2 separate regions of the Homo sapiens genome follow, and region 2 is linked to region 1. Evidence: chromatin loops called from intact Hi-C (ENCODE). Cell type or tissue: endothelial cell of umbilical vein. All regions are shown on one strand.

Region 1 (2,500 bases):
AGCCTGGGCAACGAGAGCAAAACTCTGTCTTAAAAAAAAAAAAAAAAGATGTGTTAGGTGGGACTAGAGCAGTGTTCAGTCTAGGGCTAATTATTTCCCCAATACTGAGGCAAGACCCTTCTGAGTTCCCTACCCAATTGTGAGCCTTGTGAATTGTGAGCTTTTCCAGTCTGGCTGGTGGGAACAGGTTCTATTCCCAGCTCTGCATGAACATGGGCATTATTACCTCTAAGCTTTCAGAAGTTTTTTTTTTTCCCTTGGCTCAAGGTAGTTCCTCACATACATGTACCAGTCGGTGCTATGCTGAACACTCAGTGTGACCCTCTGCACAACTCCTGGGCTCCCTCTCTGTGCAGTTCCCTCCTTTCTGGTTCCCTATCCTTCAAACACTGGCTGCCTTGGTTTTTCTGGACCTCAGCTGTGTCTGCAGCTCAGCATTCACCAGGCTCTGCCTGAATTTCTGCTCCCTGATCTGCAGCCTGGAACCTTTCTCCAGACAATAAGCTAGGTAATCACAGGGCTCACCTCTGTTTTTCCCATATCATAGGGATCACTGTCCTTTGTTGCCTGATGGCCAGTGTCTTGAAAACTGTTGTTTCTGGCCAGGTATGGTAACTCATGCCTGTAATCCAAGCCCTTTGGGAGGCTGAGGCAGGAGGATTGCTTGAGGCCAAAGAGTTCAAGACCAACCTGGCCAACATAACAAGAACCATCTCTTTAAAATATATGTGTGTGTGTGTGTGTGTGTGTGTGTGTGTAAAACTTGTTTCATATATTTTGTCCATTTTAATTGTTTCAGGCATGTGGGTAAATTCTGTCCTTATTACCCCATCTTGACATAGGAACCTCCAGAATAGGATTCAGTTGCTGTTCTATTTCCCTGTTAAAGTATTAACTCCCAAAAGTGAAGGATCTCTTGTTTTGTTTTCCTTATGGTGTCTTTCTAGTTCATTGTCTAGTATATACAAACTCACTAAACATTTGTTAACTAAGCATTTATTGGTGACCATGTTGCAGCATCAAGCAGGTGTTGTGTGTATCATTGGATCAAAACAAAAATGTCTTTCTAGGCTGTGTCCCCTCATTCTTTAGTTTGATTGGTTTGAGGTTTTTGTGCTGCTTGTCAAACAACATATCACAAAGCCTCTTGGAGATTATAGTGGAGTAGTGTCCTTCAATCTTTTCTGGAACAAGGCAGTTTATAAACAAACAGTAAAGTTAGCTAGGGCCTTTCAACTCTGTAGGAATGAAGTAACCAAGAGCCACCTCTGTTTCTTGTTATTATATTTTTTATATACTCAGCAAGGGTGGGAGCTATGACTAAGATAATTCTTAACATTTGTTGCAGCTGTAACTTGGTATCAGAGCAAAAGAGATAAGGACTAGTAAAGAAAGGTCCTGGCAATGGAATTGTTAACATGGATCACAGTATTTCTTACTGATTTTGTGACAATAACAAGGATCTTGGCACAGGATATTTCTTTTTTCTTGGAACACACATGAGTTTGGATAAGTGCCATACATTTAAATTACTGTTATATGAATTCTTATCTCAATGTCTTCCATTTCCTTAGCTGCTGTTTTGTAGTTGCAGAAACATTGCTAAACTGTTTCAACGCTCTTAGCAACCAAGGTTCAGCCTTATTTTTGTTTGTTTTGTGTAACTTGGGGGTGGGGGATGTATCATTTCATACTTATCTGAGAGTTTTTTTTTTCTGATCTCATCATTGTTTATTTTTATAGTTTCCTACTAGGTAAAGAATTATAATTTCAGTTTTTAAAAATTTGAGTTTTGGATTTTGCTATCTTAAATAAGGAAATTACAGTCATTTAGATAGAATGCTATCTACTGAAAGGTAAAAATGTTTTCTTAGACATTATGTTATTTTAAAAAATGGAAGTAGTAAAAGTCATAAATCTGGATTTTTTTATTTTTGACCATATTTCAAGCAGAAGAAAAAATTAGATCAACTCAGGATAACTCATCTTCATCTTTTAGGGACTGATATTATACAGATTAGTGGTTACCAACCTAAATGAGTAAGAATTAGAATCACCTTTGGAGCTTTTTCAAAAATACTCATGACTAACCAGTCTTCATTTTCTGAGTTTAAGGAACACTGACAGAGATACTTGGGACTATGTGGTCTTTAGTCTTCCTAGGTTGCTAGTTTGTTTTGGCAATCTCTTTCTCTCTCTCTGTCTTTCACACACACACACACACACACACACACACACACGAAGAAGAAATTCTAGGAGCAACAAGAATAAGGAATTAATGTGTGTCTATTATGTTTCTCATCCTGCAAGACATTGAGAGCACAAACCAAACTAACCATTATAAGGGAGATCTATTGAATTTATCAACATCTCATAGTCACTAAGATTTTAAAATCTAATTGATATTGATATAAGACTAATTTAAATTAATACATGTTTAGAAAGGTATTTTATGTCATATGAAATTATTCCAGCAGTTTGCTAGTTAGATGTTTCTCGG
Region 2 (2,500 bases), 77 kb before region 1:
CTTTAGTATTTCATTTTGCTTCTGAAATGGCTTCTCTTTATTTCTTTTTTTTGTTTGTTTTTTGTTTGTTTGTTTTGAGACAAGGTCTCACTCTATGGCCCAGGCTAGAGTACAATGATGCAGTGTGGCCTCACTGCAATCTCCACCTCTCTGGCTCAAGTGATCCTCCCACTTCAGCCTTCTGAGTAACTGGGACTACAGGCACACACTACCATGCCCAGCTAATTTTTAAATTTTTGTAGAGACAGGGTCTCACTATATTTCCCAGGTTGTTCTCAAACTCCTGGGTTCAAGCCATCCTCCTGCCTCAGCCTCTCAAAGTGCTGGGATTACAGACATGAGCCCCACCGCGCCTAGCCTGGCGTCTCTTTATTTGTATACGACAAGGAGGATTAAGATTTTCTAGAGAGGCTGGGTGTGGTGGCTCACACCTGTAATCCCAATGCATTGCAAGAATGAGACAGGAGGATCACCTGAGCCCAGGAATTCCAGGTTGCAGTCAGTTATGGATGTGTCACTGCATTCCACCTTGGACAACAGACCTAGACCCTGTATATTCATTCTCTCTCCCTCTCTCTCTCTCTCTCTCTCACACACACACACACACACACACACACACACACACACACACACACACCCTGTCTCTCTCTCTCTCTCTCTCTCTCTCTAAGAAAAGATTTTCTAGAGGAATTGGAAAAAATTGTTTGCTTTACTTGAGAAATGAGGGAATTCGGGGTCAAAACTTGTCTTGCATCCAAATTGTGTTCATTGACTCATAGACTGTTAGAAGTAACCTCAGTTTCCTTATCTATCTAATGAGGGGTTTGAAATAAAATAATCTGTAAGACAGTTTCCTCAGGCAGAACCAGAAGCCAAGACCAATTTAACAGCACAGCAATGGGCAGCTGCACCAAAGCGAAGGCCTGCTGAGAATCCACCACTGGGGGCAGGCTGCTGTGGCTAGGCTCCAGGTCAATGTGCAGTGATTTAATCAGGTGCCCCCATGGGAAGAACAATCGGTGATGCATATTAAAGAAACAGATGGGGAACTGCTAAATAAATTTGAGTAGATAAAAGAGGTCACTTAGAAAAACACAGAAGGCGATTTGAAGATATGCTTAAACATTTGTTTCTATTTTTCCCCCTTTGTGTTTGGTGACTTAAAATATAAAAAGAGCCTGGGCCTCTAGTCCCAGCTACTTAGGAGGCTGAGGCAGGAGAATCCCTTGAGCCCAGGAGTTCGAGTCCAGCCTGGGCAACATAGCAAGACCTCATCTTTAAAATATATATATAATATAATATAACATAATAAAAGTTATATAATTTAATACACTACATACTTAGATAATTTAAGTATATATAAAGACTGTATATCCAAATTATAAGAAATTTTGATGCCCATCTATTGTCCTGGGTTTATGTAAGACCTCAAATCCAAAAAAAGATGCAGGCTGAGGAAGAAACATAGTGTATGTTACATTAATTCCTCCCCTTTTTTATATGCCCCCCAATTTAATTTTCTTCAGCTTCTAAGTCTTTTATATAGCTATTAGCATCTCCTTCCTCCCCCTCAAAAAAAAATAAAGCTATTATTCTATTATTAATATTTCCTATTTTTGATTCCAGATTATATTAATGGTTTAAGTTAACATAAAAGCAGAGTTGGTGTTTCTGTTTCACTACTTTGCCAGAATGTCATCCAAGGTTCATTACAAAATAGAGAAAACCCTAAAGAAATTACAGTTGACGTCTATATAAATAGAACATTCAAATCAAGGATGAATAAGTGTGGATTTGTCTTTTATTGCAAAACAAAGCAGCTGTAAGGATGCTGAGCAGAATTTAAACTACTAGGAAAATAGCCAGCTACTTGGAGAGGAGGGACTCAGATACTTGGGAATATAGGTGATTTGGGGTAACTTTGGACCACTGCATTAACACTGCAAGTTATCCAAGTCCAGGACTCAAATGCTCCAGGGGCACAAGCCGTAGTAGTGGCAGCCCTAACCTTAGCTCAGGGCTCATCCCTTGATACGGTCCCACTCTTCTAAACTATGTCATTTGCTAAAGTTGCTCATGAAACTCTGAGGTCAGCATCTCTTACTTTTTTGCTGCCACTCCCTCCCATTTACTCAAAATGCTTAGAGCGTTAATCTCTACCATAATTATTATTGTCTAACTGGAAATACCACATTGTGTTAAGTTCTTGAGGAGAGACTCGTTTGAGGGGTTGCTGGATGACAAGAAAGAGAGAAGCAAAGAGATAAGCCTTAAACTTGCTTGGGACGCAAGAGTTCCTCCATAAACTTTTCTTCTTCATCCACTCCATACTTAAATTTTCCAAATTTAAAAGGTATATATTTTTAACTTATTACAAAGTAATCAAGATTGTATGGTACTGGCACAAAAATATACTAGCAGAGCAATAAAGCAGATTCAAATCAGGGAAGAATGAAATAAAAGATGGTGGGATAATTTGCTAGCATTTTGGAACAAAATT

What was found. Peaks named below come from ENCODE experiments on the same cell type or tissue, not always from the same donor. Only the 100,000 strongest peaks of a DNase experiment are listed, where the experiment ranks them.
Region 2: a loop joins it to region 1, with 2.2 times the contacts of the local background. A loop is called at or near these places in 5 of 110 quality-filtered maps.

The regions. Positions count from the first base shown.
Region 1 is chr15:51,877,650-51,880,149 of GRCh38, forward strand. The region is part of intron 3 of TMOD3 (tropomodulin 3); the gene reads left to right. Among named protein-coding and RNA genes, the nearest start is that of TMOD3, 49 kb to the left of the region's middle. In endothelial cell of umbilical vein, no CTCF peak of the experiment used is centred here; a DNase peak (open chromatin) is centred at 1,502; H3K27ac peaks cover 2,277 bases.
Region 2 is chr15:51,800,648-51,803,147 of GRCh38, forward strand. All of the region lies in intron 8 of TMOD2 (tropomodulin 2), which reads left to right. Among named protein-coding and RNA genes, the nearest start is that of TMOD3, 28 kb to the right of the region's middle. In endothelial cell of umbilical vein, a CTCF peak has its summit at 943; a DNase peak (open chromatin) is centred at 944.